Linked DNA regions of Homo sapiens: region 2 is linked to region 1. A link is an interaction called in ENCODE POLR2A ChIA-PET data of the cell type or tissue named here. Cell type or tissue: HepG2. All regions are shown on one strand. Links, peaks and the distances in the headings refer to the core of each region. The heading gives the core; the rest is flanking DNA.

Evidence for each region. ChIA-PET counts read pairs that join two places held together with the same protein. Peaks named below come from ENCODE experiments on the same cell type or tissue, not always from the same donor. Only the 100,000 strongest peaks of a DNase experiment are listed, where the experiment ranks them.
Region 2: POLR2A ChIA-PET joins it to region 1 with 5 read pairs; 2 of 35 experiments call an interaction of 5 or more read pairs at or near these places.

The regions. Positions count from the first base shown.
Region 1 is chr16:71,974,875-71,979,874 of GRCh38, reverse strand. PKD1L3 (polycystin 1 like 3, transient receptor potential channel interacting) reads left to right here. Exons shown (of 30, transcript NM_181536.2): 9 at 1-89; 10 at 1,492-1,620; 11 at 2,408-2,639. Among named protein-coding and RNA genes, the nearest start is that of PKD1L3, 23 kb to the left of the region's middle. In HepG2, for the core only: no CTCF peak of the experiment used is centred there; no DNase peak of the experiment used is centred there; H3K4me3 peaks cover 1 bases.
Region 2 is chr16:72,037,091-72,046,747 of GRCh38, reverse strand. No RefSeq gene overlaps it. Among named protein-coding and RNA genes, the nearest start is that of HP, 13 kb to the left of the region's middle. In HepG2, for the core only: no CTCF peak of the experiment used is centred there; DNase peaks (open chromatin) are centred at 3,517 and 4,407.

The DNA of each region.
Region 1 (5,000 bases), core at 1-5,000:
TGGGTCACCCAGCCCCTGTGAGGCTAGGCTTTCCGTCGGCTTTAGCTTTGAAGGAGCTCTTGAATAAACATCCAGGAGTTAATGTCCAAGTGAGTGTGAAATTGATTGTGATCAGAATGAAAATGGGATCTGATGGCCATGTAGGCATTTGGGTGAAAGTAATGTATCATGAAATGTAAACTGAACAGACCAGATCAGATGAGAGAGTTTATGTAGCATTCATTTTTATTTTACACTGGCAGGGATAGAGGCCTCTTAAAAATGATCCACTGTAGAAGTTGGGAACATTAAACAGATTTCTGGATTTAACTAAATTTGTGTTGTAATTTGAATTGATTTCAACTCTGCAGTTTGTTTTTTGTTGTTGTGTTTTTTGTTTTCTTGTTTTGTTTTGTTTTGTTTTGTCTTGTTTTGTTTTGTTTTGTTTTGTTGAGATGGAGTCTCAATCTGTCACCCAGGCTGGAGTGCAGTGGCGTGATCTCGGCTCACTGCAACCTCTGCCTCCCAGGTTCAAGCGATTCCCCTGCCTCAGCCTCCCAAGTAGCTGGGATTACAGGCATGGGCCACCATGCCTGGCTAATTTTTGTATTTTTAGTAGAGGCGGGGTTTCGCCATTTTGGCCAGACTGGTCTCAAACTACGGACCTCAAGTGATTCACCCACCTGAGCCTCCCGTAGTGCTGGGATTACAGGTGTGAGCCACCATGCCCAGCCTCTGCACTATTTACAAAAAGCTGAGACTATCTAAATAATTATTGACTCAGTATACCAACCCAGTCATATCAATATATTGTATTCCTTTCAGCAGTTACCTGACAAATACAAGTAGCATTGTTGCCTTATCCTGAAGAGCAGAACAGTTACTTCCTAGTAAAATAGAATCCTCTAGATATAAAGATTAAAAATAATAATTCTGGGGATCCCAACGATAATTCATCTTTAATTTACTGTTTCTCATAGAGGTTATAAATGGGGAATGTTATTTCATTTGCGGTATTAGTAGGGGGCACATCCCAATATTTAATATATGATATCCGGCTGGGCATGATAGCTCAAGCCTGTAATCTCAACACTTTGGGAGGCTGAGGCAGGTGGATTACTTGAAGCCAGGAGTTCGAGACCAGCGTGGCCAACATAGCGAAACCCTGTCTCTACTAAAAATACAAAAATTAGCCAGGCATGGTGGTGTGCACCTGTAGTCCCAGCTACTTGGGAGGCTGAGGCAGGAGAATCGCTTGAACCTGGGAGGTGGAGATTGCAGTGAGCTGAGGTTGTGCCACTGCACTCCATCCTGATTGACAGAGTGTGACTCTTTCTCAAAAAAAAAAAAAAAGTATGTATGTATGTATGTATGTATATATATATATATATATATATATACACACACACACACACACACATATATACATATGTATATATGATATATCTTTCTAGTGGGGTCACTTAAAAATATTTCAGCAATGGATAAAACTGGGCTTCTCTTTGTCTTTAGATAACAGGACTAGCTTTCAATCCCTTCAAGGATTTGGACAACAGAAACATTGTTGGAAGCATTGGAAGTGTGTTACTAAGCGCTAATCGTAAATTGCTCCAAGTCCATGATTTAATGGAGGACATTGAGGTAGGAACTGATTCTTAGGGAATAAAATAGAAGAGAATGGGATATTCTGCAACAGGATGGAAGGATGCAACAACTTAAAGGGAATTATGTTAGATTGATGGCAGTGCCATTGTTTTGTTATTAACATCTTAGGAACTTTTACAAAGAGATACACCTTATCCTTAGAAAAAGTGTTTTAAAGGGCTGGGCGCAGTGGCTCATGCCTGTAATCCCAGCACTTTGGGAGGCTGAGGCAGGCAGATCACTTGAGGTCAGGAGTTCGAGACCAGCCTGGCCAACATAGTGAAACCCCATCTCTACTAAAAATACAAAAATTAACTGGCATGGCAGTGGGTGGCTGTTATCCCAGCTACTCTGGAGGCTGAGGCAGGAGAATAGCTTGAATCCAGGAGGTGGAGTTTGCAGTGAGCTGAGATCGCACTGCTGCACACCAGCCTGGGTGACAGAGTAATGCTTGGTCTCAAAAATAAGAAGAATAAGAAGTGTTATAGGTCTGGGACTATGTACTTATCCTTAACCCCAGCAGTATTAGCTACTAACATCCAATGAGGAAGACCTGGCTGGGCACAGTGGCTCATGCATATAATCCTAGCATTTTGAGAGACTGAAGCGGGAGGATTGCTTGAGACCAGGAGTTCAAGACCAACGTGGCCAACATAGCAAGACCCCATCTCAAAAAAAAAAAAAAAAAAAAGAGCTAGGACGTTTCCTTACCTTATCAATATAAAGGATTTTGAAAGACATCAATGGATGGACCATTATAATGATTAACTGTCTCTTATTCTAGATCATGCTCTGGAGAAATGTTAGCTTGGAAACCCATCCCACCAGCCTCAACATGAGCACACATCAGCTTACAATCACAGTGAACGTCACTTCCTTGGAGAAATCCTTGATAGTGAGCATAGATCCTGACAGTCCCCTTTTAATGACACTCTACCTGGGGTTCCAGTATCAGCCTAACTGCACTCACTTCCACCTGAACATCACCCTTCCAAAGGATAAGGTGTGGCAAAAAGGTAAAACCCAATCAGCTGTCAGAAACTTACTTTGATTTCTTTTTGCCTAGGATGTAGTGCAGTGGCACCATCATTGTTGACTGCAGCCTCAAACTGTCAGGCTCAGGGGATCCTCCTGCCTTAGCCTCTTAAGTAGCTGGGACTACAAGTGCGCACCACCACATCTGGCTAATTTCTTAAAAAAAATTTTGTGGGCCGGGCGCGGTGGCTTGCGCCTATAATCCCAGCACTTTGGGAGGCCGAGGCGGGCAGATCACAAGGTCAGGAGATCGAGACCATCCTGGCTAACACAGTGAAACCCTGTCTCTACTAAAAATGCAAAAAAATTAGCCAGGTGTGGTGGCAGGTGCCTGTAGTCCCAGCTATTTGGGAGGCTGAGGCAGGAAAATGTCCTGAACCTGGGAGACGGAGCTTGCAGTGAGCTGACACCGTGCCACTGCACTCCAGCCTGGGAGACAGAGACAGACTCCGTCTCAAAAAGTGGAGACAGGGTCTTGCCATGTTGCCCAGGCTGGTCTTGAACTCCCAGCTTCAAGCAATCTTCCTGTCTCAGCCTCCTGAAGTGCTGGGATTACAGACATGAGCTACTTCATGTGGCCACTTTTTTTTCTTTTTTAAAAAAATTTTCATTTTGAGATAATTGTAGATTCACATGCAGTTATAAGAAATAACAGAGACAGGCCAGGCAGAGTGGCTCATACCTGTAACCCCAGCACTTTGGGAGGCTGAGGCGGGTGGATCACCTGAGGTCAGGAGTTGGAGACCAGCCTGGTCAACATGATGAAACCCCATCTCTGCTAAAAATACAAAAAATTAGATGGGTGTGGTGGCGGGCACCTGTAATCCCAGCTACTTGGGAGGCTGAGGCAGAAGAATTGCTTAAGCCTGGGAGGCAGAGGTTGCCGTGAGCCAAGATCGCACCATTGCGCTCCAGGCTACAGAGCAAGACTGTCTTAAAAAAAAAAAAAAAAGACAGGCTGGGCACTCAGTGGCTCATGCCTGAAATCCCACTGTAATCCTAGCACTTTGGGAGGCAGAGGCAGGTGGATCAACTTAGGTCAGGAGTTTAAGACTACGCTGGCCCACACGGTGAAACCCCATCTCTCCTAAAAGTATAAAAATTAGCTGGTCATGGTGGTGCACACATGTAATCCCAGCTACTCGGGAGACTGAGGCATGAGAATCACTTGAACCCAGGAGGCAGAGGTTGCAGTGAGCTGAGATTGTGCCACTGCTGTCCAGCCTGGGTGACAGACCCTGCCTCAAAAAAAAAAAAAAGAACAGAAACAGCTTGTATACCTCTCATCCAGTTTCTCTGAATGGTAGTATCTTGCATAACTAGAGTATATCACAACCAGAAAATAACATTAATACAATCACTGATTTTATTCCGATTTCACCAGGTTTACAAGCACATTTCTGTATGTGTGTGTATTGAGTCCTGTGTGATTTTACCACATGTGTAGACACGTGACCATAAAATCATTTTTTTTTAAAGATGGATTATAGGATGGATAAGGATATGTATGTAAGGAAGCAGACTTAGTAGGATGTTAATTGTAGAATCTAGTTAATGGTTATATGGTTATTCCCTGTAAAATTCTTTGTATGGTTGAAGATTTTCATAATAACATGTTGAGACCCACAGCAGAAGTAAGGCTCACAGCACCATGAGTTAAATATACTTCACATTTATATATTGTAGATGACTATATATGAAATATGTCCTATGTATTTCAACTTTATTTCTAATCTTAGATTTGAGGAAGAAAGGCCTGATGATATCTCAGTATGCCTTGGTATAAAATCAGAATGAATGTATTGTAGTTTAGAAAAGTTAAGAATTTCTGAGACATAACATTACAGTTAAAAATGTCTGGCCTGGTGTAGTGGCTCACCCCTGTAACGCCAGCACTTTGAGAGGCCAAGGCAGGAGGATCACTTAAGCCCAGGAATTTGAGACTAGCCTGGGCAACAGAGCGAGACTCTGTCTCCACAAAAAAAAAAAAAAAATTAGCCGAGCGTGGTGGCGTGCACCTGTAGTCCTAACTACTTGGGAGGCTGAGGCAAGAGGATTGCTTGAGCCAAGGAGTTCAAAGCCACAATGAGTTTCGATGATACCACTGCACTCCAGCCTGGGTGACAGAGCAAGACACTGTCTCTAAAAAATAAAAATTCCTGATATATATAAATAGTGCCCAGATATACTTGATCAAAACCATGCTCTGTGGGTATCAACTTTAAATATAGTACTGAAAAGTCTTAATAAGAGCTACACTTCTGTATTTATTTTTACGTTGGGAAAAATCTGAATGGAGAAAGCATGCTACAGTCTCCCGTCATGACCACCTTCCATACTGG
Region 2 (9,657 bases), core at 1,952-6,951, 65 kb before region 1:
TCTAATCTGGAGCCATTGTCATACTGTCTTAATAATGTGTGAAAGGAGGTTGGGTGCGGTGGCTCACGCCTGTAATCCCAGCATTTTGGGAGGCCGAGGCGGGTGGATCACGAGGTCAGGAGATCGAGATCATTCTGGCCAACATGGTGAAACCCCATCCCTACTAAAGTACAAAAAATTAGCTGGGCATGGTGGCGGGCGCCTGTAGTCCCAGCTACTCGGAGGCTGAGGCAGGGGAATCGCTTGAACCCGGAAGGCGGAAGTTGCAGTGAGCTGAGATCGCGCCACTGCACTCCAGCCTGGGCGACAGAACGAGATTCTGTCTCAAAAAATAAAAATAAAAAAATAAATAATAATAATAATAATAATAATAATAATGTGTGAAAGGAAACTATCTTAAACCCCCAGAATCACTAAGCTAAAGGGAAAAGTGAAGCAGAGAACTGCTTAGGGCAAACCTGCCTCCCATTCTATTCAATGCCACCCCTCTGCTCACTGAGATAAATGCATATCCTTTTGCCTCTTTTGGAGAGGCTCATCAGAACCTCAAAAGAATGTAACCATTTGTCTCTTATCTACCTATGACCTGGAAGCCCCCTCCTGGCTTTGAGACTTGTCCCGCCTCTGCGGACGGAACCAGTGTTCATCTTACGTATGTTGATTGATGTCTCAGGTCTCCCTAAAATGTATAAAACCAAACTGTGCTCTGACCGCCTTGGACATATATCAGGACCTCCTGAGGTTGTGTTGGGTGTGCGTCCTCAACCTTGGCAAAATAAGCTTTCTAAATTAACCGAAACCTGTCTCAAATTTTGGGGGTTCACAAATGGGAACTTTTTTTGAGACAGGGTCTCACTGTCCCCCAGGCAGGAGTGCAGGGACACAATCTGCAGCCTCAACAATGATCTCCAACAATCCTCCCACCTCAGCCTCACAGGTAACTGAGACTACAGGTATGCGCAACCACACACAGCCAACTTGTTGTTGTTGTAGTTGTAGAGATGTGGTTTTGCCATGTTGACCAGGCTGGACTTGAACTCTTGGGCTCAAGTGATCCACCCACCTCAGCTTCCTAAAGTGCTGGCATTACAGGCATGAGCCTCCACACCTGGCCAATAATGGGAACTTTATACTAAATCTTGCTATCTGGTATTATAAGTGTTCCAACTTTATTTTCTTTCAGAGTTTGTCTTGACTATTCTAGGTCTTTTCCATTTTATGTAAATTTTAAAATCAACTTTCCAATTCTCACAAAATGTCCTGATGGGATTTTTATTGGGATTACATTGAATCTCCAGATCACTTTGGGGAGAGTTGACATCTTGACTCTGTTGAGTCTTTCGAGTAATGCACGTAGCATCTCTCTTCATTTATTTAGGCTGTCTTTAATTTTAATGCCTTGTTCATATTGATACAGACCTCTGGCACCTCTTTCATTAGATTTATTCTTAAGCATTTGATGTTTATGTTATTGTAAATGATATTTTTTAATTGATTTAAATAGTATAGGAATAAATACCTCAGTAGCCATGAAATGAGAACCCTGGATTTTCACAAGAGTATACATGACCTTCAAACAGAATGGAGAGTGGACTGTTGAATTCAGAACAGCACATGTTGTTCAGAATTGCAGTTTATCTTGATAAGAAAATTAAACAAAGACATTCACATGATTACACCTATTTCTAGAATTTCTCCTTTTTTTCACAGTCACCAGGACCAGGGGCTACAGGGTCCCACGGTGCCTGGAACATAGGCATTGCTTCCCAGTTGCACTGCCTTACGGTCAGCAATTCTCTTCTCCAAAACTGAGCCACTGGCAGACACACATATTGATATTTTGTACCATACACATTGATATTTTAAGCTTTTTAAGAGCTTCTTAAAAGTAGGATCATCCCTGACAGTTTGTAAATGAGGAACTTCCAAGATCCAGGCTGCTAAATCAAATATTATCCTCAGACCAGCTTCCTGTCAGCAAAGACAGCCAACCAAGGTGGGAAACCCACACAGCCTGTCAAAACTTACAAAGAAATGCTGCCTTTCCCAGCATGAAACTGGTCAGATGTCAAAGGCATGAGGATATTAGTACGAGTGTAAAAACTGACTCTATATTCAAAAGAATTCATATCAACCTTCCTTAATTTCTTCAACCTACCACGTTTGTGGGATGGGTCCCAGGAAACAAGGTAGGACCAAGTCGGTGTTTTTTCATTCACCCTTATCTCCATGGCCCAGCAATGCCTGGCATACAACAGAGGCTCAGTCCGGTTGGTTGAATTGAATGGGGGATAAACATAGCCTCTGCCTTCAAAGAGTTCAGAATAGGGGCAGAAATAAAAACTGTAACACGAGTAAGTAATGCCTGTATTGTCATCTTCTGTCTGCAGTGGAGAAGATCCAGCCCTCAGAAGCATAAAAGCTGTCCGCAGAACCAGCCCTGCAGGTACTTTAGGAGAAAAGCCAGTCAACTCCTAGTAATAACAGGTAACATTGGGAGGGTTCTGTGTGCCAGGCACTGTGCTATGTGCTTTCTGTGTATTTACTCATTTAATTCTTCAACAGCCCATAAGCATTGGGTCTTTTTATTATCTAATAATCCCGTTTTTTATAAATGGGGCACAGAGAGGATAAGGAACTTGTTCAAGGTAACACAGCTAGCAAAGAGAGGAGCCAGGATTCAAACCCAGGCCAAGCCCTTGACCACCCTGGGGTGCTACCTCTCCCACATGACAAACTACACAGAATTCTCAAGACTCCCTCACATGTGCTGGGCACAGTGGCTCATGCCTATAATCCCAGCACTTGGGAGGACATGCTGGAGGATTGCTTGAAGCCAAGAGTTCAAGGTGAGCCTGGGCAACATAGGGAGATCCATCTCTACAAAAATAAAAAAATAAGAAGTTAGCCAGGCATAGTGGTATGCACCTATAGTTCCAGCTACTCAGGGGACTGAGTGGGGAGGATCACTTGAGCCTGGGAGAGGCTGCAGTGAGCTCTGATTGCGCCACTGTACTCCAGCCTGGGCAACAGATCAAGACCCTGTCTCAAAAATAAAATAAAAAAGATTCCCTCACATAATCAGCATCAAGGGCTCACCATTAGAGTCACTTTTAAGGGTCATCTGGAGACAGATCTTTCACTGGGTTAAGGCATTTCTTACCTGGAAGGGATAACAAACTTGCTAGCTAACCACATTAGCCAGGCTAAGGGTGTCAATTGTACATGGCTATGGAGGCCCATTAAGAACCTTGTGTATCAGATTTAAACCATGACTGAGGCAGTGATGCCCAGCAAAGAGGATAAGGAGGACCTTAAAGCACTGGCACCCAAGGCTGGAGAAGCCTGAGGCTGCAAAGAATTGAAGGTTTTCTCCAAGCATGACCCCTGTGTTGGCCTTGGGGGCCCTGGAGCAGTCTGAAACCATGTGGACCATGGCTGGGAAGCACGTTAGGAAACAGATCAAGTAAACTACCTGACAAAGCATTTGGGCAAGAGTGCCCTGGGTGCCAGCCAGATGCAGAGAGGAGTTGAACCATGCACCCTGGTCATAGGACAGATCTTCAGAAGGAATGGAATTTAAATGGAGCTCTGCTTTTCAGCAGTCAGTGCAAGAAATCAGGGACTTGCATAAACTTGCCAAGCCGCAAAGCAAATCCCCTTCCACTGAAGAGGTGCTGGGCTTGTCGTAGGATGTGACCCACTGGATGCTGGCAGGCGGTTCTTCTGAGAGACTGAGAGATGCTGGAAAACTCAGCATCTCAGTGAATGACTGGAAGAACAAGGGAGTAAAAGAACATGAAGGTGGGCCACCCTATTCACACACACACACCTATGTGTGTATAGATATTTGTATATATGTGTTTTTATTTTTAAATGATTCTGTCAGGGTCTCAGATAGAGGTGAAATTCTAACCTACTCAGAGTGATTTCTTTTAGGTTCCCAGACCTGGGATCCACATTTTTTGCTCTACTGAGGTAGGAAGGTGTCACTAGATCCATTAAGAACTGCAAATTCAACATCTGTGAGAATGGTTGAAGCTCAAAAGACTGGCCAGCTTCTCAAATACCCAGTGACTGAAATACGTAACTGGCCAGCTTCTCAAATAGCCAAGGCAGTGCCAAGGTTACTACTCAGGAGAATGTCTTCCATGTGCCTGGGGCAGACAGGAAGTGTTCTGACCCTCTGCCCACAGCTTTGTTCCTGTACCCACCAACTCAAGTGATTAATGGGGTGGCAGGTGGTGCAGCAGCCAAGTGACCTTCACACACTGTAACTCCTTTTGTTTCCTATGGGACACTTTCCAGATGGGGTTTTCAGCACTCAGGAAACCTCTTTGTGGCTGGCAGTAATGCAAGAAGTGCAGTGTTTATCCATTTCCTCTCCTGAAGCCCTGCCCTTTGGAGCCTCGTCCTTGTATTGCTGCCCAGGTATTTCACAAATTCCAGATCATTCCCACACTGTTCCTGCACACACAGCGCTATGCCCTGTCCCCTGCTGTCCTCTTGCATGTGACAAGCCACAGTGACTTTATTTCCTATGTGTCTAACCACAAGGCTCTTACAGAAATTTTCCCTGGCTGCCAAGACTCATTCAACATCATAGGTGGCCCAGACTAGAGGGTAGGTAACATTATCATCTCAGAATGTTCTTATGGTGTGTTGGGACCGGAGGTCTGTACCTGGAGGAAAAAGAGAAATCCTGAAACATGTTTTAGCCAAGTAGTAAGCACATAACATCTCTTCCAAGCAAATATAAAACTATAGTAGACCTCAATCTGTCTTCTTTATTAGCTAGGATTAAATTTGACTAAGTGACTTAACAGGGATTAAAGCACACAAGGTCCCAGCCTGGGCAACAGAGTGAAACCCCATGCCTACAAAAAATACAAAAATTAGCCAGGTGTGGTGGCACACACCTGTAGTCCCAGATGCTCTGGAGGCTGAGGTGGGAGGATCACTTGAGCCCAGGAGATTGAGGCTGCAGTGAGCCATGATCATGCCAGTGTACTCCAGCCTGGGTGACAGAGCAAGTGAGACCTCGTCTAAAAAATTTTTTTTTAATTTTTAATTACACACACACACACACATACACAAGGTTCTGTTTTCTCAAGTAAAAGAGGTAGGGAAGTAGGCAGACAGAGCTGGTATTAGTGTCAGCATTAAGCTGTTTCCAGCTTTTGCCTCCATCATCCCTGCAGAATGACCCTGATCCTTAGGTCTAAAATGGATGCCAGAGCTCCAGCCATCATACCCATATTCCAGGCAGCAGCAGACTTTCCAGAAACTTCACACAATACTTTCATATATATGTCATTGAATAGAACTTGGTCACTGGACCACATCCAACTATACTGGAAATCAGGAAATGTCTTTATGCTGGGAATCCAGAACATGGAACCATTGATATGGTTTGGCTGTGTCCCCACCAAAATCTTATCTTGAATTGTAGTTCCCATAATCCCCACATGTCATGGAAGGGACCTGGTGGAAGGTAATTGAATCAGGGGGCAGTTATCCTCATGCTGTTCTCATGATAGTGAGTTCTCATGAGATCTGATGGTTTTATAAGGGGCTTTCCCCCGACCTTCACTCTGCACTTCTCAGTCTGCCGCCATGTGAAGAAGAACATGTTTGCTTCCCCCTTCCACCATGATTGTAAGTTTCCTGAGAACTCCCCAGCCATGCTGAACTGTGAGTCAATTAAACCTCTTTCCTTTATAAATTACCCAGTCTCAGGTATGTCTTTATTAGCAGCATGAGAATAGACTAAAACAGCCATCTACAAGATAACTGGACTGATCTCATGAGAGGTTACTGTTCTAGATTAAAAGAAACTAGCTGGGTGCGGTGGCTCAATGCCTGTAATCCCAGCACTTTGGCAGGCCAAGGTGGGCGGATCACCTGAGGTCAGGAGTTTGAGACCAGCTGGCCAGCATGGTGAAACCCTGTCTCTACTAAAAATACAAAAAAAATTAGCTGGGTGTGGTGGCAGCCGCCTGTAATCCCAGCTACTCGGGAAGCTGAGGCAGGAGAATCGCTTGAACCCAGGAGGTGGAGGTTGCAGTGAGCAGAGATTGCGCATTGCACTCCAGCCTGGGCAACAGAGTGAGACTCCCTCTCAAAAAAAAAAAAAAAAAATAGGCCGGGCACAGTGGCTCATGCCTGTAATCCCAGCACTCTGGGAGGCCAAGGCTGGTGGATCATGAGGTCAGGAGATCAAGACCATCCTGGCTAACACAGTGAAACCCCATCTCTACTAAAAAATACAAAAAATTAGCCAGGCGTAGTGGCAGGCGCCTGTAGTCCCAGCTACTCGGGAGGCTGAGGCAGAAGAGTGGCGTGAACGCAGGAGGCGGAGCTTGCAGTGAGCCGAGATCGCTCCACTGCACTCCAGCCTGGGCAACAGAGCGAGACTCCGTCTCAAAAAATAAAAATAAATAAAATAAAATAAAAGAAATAAAAGAAACTAAAGAGGCATATGGATGAGCGTTGATTGGATATGGAAGATATTTTGGATACAACAGGAGAAATTTGAACACGAACTCAGTGTTAGATGATATTAGCAAATCATGGTTAATTCTCTTATGTGTGATTATAGACTTATGGTTACATAGGAGCATGTACTTAGATAATGCAGGTTACAAAGTACTTAGGAGTGAATCAAAATACACAATAAAAATAGGTTAAAAGATTGGCAGAGCCAACAGGGAAAAGATAGTAAGAATTACTGAGTGTAGGTGGAAGGAGTATGGATATCTATTATACTATTCTTTCTGATTTTCTGTATATCTAAATTTTCTTTTTTTTGAGACAGAGTCTTGCTCTGTCACCCAGGCTGGAGTGCAGTGGCACAATCCTGGCTCAGTGTAGCCTCTGCCTCCCAGGTTCAAGCAATTCTCCTGCCTCAGACTCCTGAGTAGCTGGGACTACAGACATACACCACCATGCTTGGCTGTTATTTGTTTTTTTAGTAGAGACAGGGTTCCCCATGTTGCCTAGACTGGTCTAGAACTCCTGGCCTCAAGTGATCAGCCCATCTTGGCCTCCCTAAGTGCTGAGATTACAGGCATGAGCCACCATGCCCAGCCTAAAATTCCTTATAATACAAATTACAGGAGGGTAATTATCTATTTGGGCTGACTGTTCCTCAGCTTTCTCATGTGAGGCCGATGGCCTCCTGGTGAAAATGAGTGAGGTTCCTGGCAGTATTCTGGAACCAGTCAACACAAAGGGTCTGAGGAGTGGGTTGAAGCCCATGGTCTCAGCCAAGATGGATCTCAGAGCTTGTGGATGTGGGGAGAGAAAGCTGCCCTCCAGCCGCAGCTTCTCCAATAGTCTTCTGTCATCACCCAGCACTGCTGCGAGGATCCACAAATCCCATCACTTATGTGAGATAACAACATGGCAGAAGACAGAAAATGAATCTAAGACATCTTATATAGTGGAGACATCAGTACTCTGTCAGGACATGACTGGGTGGAGTAGAACAAATGCCAGACTTGAGATTAGGGGAATTTGTTGTCCCCTCCACCATTTCTGCCCATATCACCTTGGAGCAGGTGCTTAATCTGTTTCCTCGCCTGTAAAATGGGGATTGTAATTGCCACCCTCACCTACTCCACAGAGCTGTCTGAGGCTCAAATAAGATAATGTGTGTGATTTCTGGAAAATGTGCAAGACCATTTGGAAGAAAACCTTCTTGTCCCTGAACTACTGCTTCATCCTGTTAGGCTCGCATACAATTATCCACAGACCCCAGAACCAGGTGAACTTTTCCAAAACCCTGCTTGTGGTGGCTGAAAAATATCTCCACAAATTATTGGACATTCCTCCCTTCAAAAGTGGAAGCCCTTCCCTTGAGTGGTGGGCTGGACTAAATGACTTGCTTCTAACATAGGGTTGCCAGAGAAAATATATGATACCCAATGAAATTTGAGTTCAGATAAACAACAAATAAATTTTAGAATAAGTATGTCCTGAATACTGCATGGGATAGACGATAGACTTATACTAAAAGTGTATTCATTGTTTATCTCAAATTCAAATTTAACTGGGCATCCTTTTGTTTTAGTTTTGCTTAAACTAGCAACTCTATTCCAATGTGTAGAATGAGGCTGGGCACAGTAGCTCATGCTTGTAATCCTAGCACTTTGGAAGGCCAAGACTGGAGGATCACTGGAACCCAGGAGTTCGAGACCAGCCTGGGCAACATAGTAAGATCCAATCTCTACAAAAAATACAAAACTTAGGGAGCCCTAGTGGCACGTGCCTGTAGTCCCAGCTACTCAGGAGGCTGAGGTGGGAGGATTGCTTGAGCCTGGGAGGTTGCGGTGAGCCGTGATCATGCCGTTGCACTCCAGCCTGGGTGACAGAGCAAGACCCTGTCTCCATAAATAAAATTAGAATGAATGTGGCATAAGTAATGATGTGTGACTTCCAAGACTAGGTCATAAAGGCACTGTAGCTTCCACCTTGCTCCCTCTTAGATCACTCACGCTGGAGGAGCTGGATGCCATGTTGTGAGAACACTCAAGCAGCCCTATGGAGAGGTTCACCTACACTTCCTGCCAACAGCTTGCATCGGGAGGAGATGTTCATACCCTGGGGGCTCCAGTTCTATTGAATCCTGGCCGTATGGTTTAGGGAAGTTATTTAATCTCTCAAAGCCTTTGTTTTATCTGTAACTATGGGTATACTAATATCTATTTTCAGGACCCATTTGTGATAATCAGAAATATAAAAATAATAGCTAACATTTATTAGAAATTTAGAATATGCTAAGCACTATTCTAAGCACTTCACATTTAATCCGTGTAGTAACCCTCTGAGATCGGTGCTGTCCTTATTCCCATTTTACACATTGGGAAACTGAGGCACACAAAATTTACATGATCACCCACAGCTAATAAGTACATAATCTGATGGGCACATAACATGCATCCTTTTTTTTTTTTTTTTTTTGAGACAGAGTCTTGCTCTTGTTGCCCAGGATGGAGTGCAATGGCCTAATCTCGGCTCACTGCAAACTTCTGCCCCCTGGGTTCAAGTGATTCTCCTGCCTCAGCCTCCCGAGTAGCTGGGATTACAGGCGTGCACCACCATGCGCAGCTAATTTTTGTATATTTTGTAGAGATGGGTTTTCGCCATGTTGCCCAGGCTGGCCTCGAACTCCTAAGCTCAAGCAGTCCTCCCGCCTTGGCCTCCCAAAGTGCTGGGATTACAGGCTTGAGCCACTGCGCCCAGCCTGCATCCTTTTATTTTTTTTGAGACAGAGTCTTGCTCTGTCGCTCAGGCTGGAGTGAAGTGGCGCCATCTTGGCTCACTGCAACCTCCACCTCTCAGGTTCAAATGATTCTCCTACCGCAGCCTCCCGAGTTGCTGGGACTAGATATAGGTGCACACCACCATGCCCGGCTAATTTTTGTATTTTTAGTAGAGATGGGGTTTCGCCATGTTGCCCAGGCTGGTCTCAAAATTCTGGCCTCAAGTAATCTGCCCACCTCAGCCTCTCAAAGTGCTGGGATTACAGGTGTGAGCCACCATGCCTGGCCAATATTTATCTTTTTAAAAGTTGCTGTTGAGGCTGGGCACGGTGGCTCACACCTGTAATCCCAGCACTTTGGGAGGCCGAGGTGGCGGATCACTTCAGGTCAG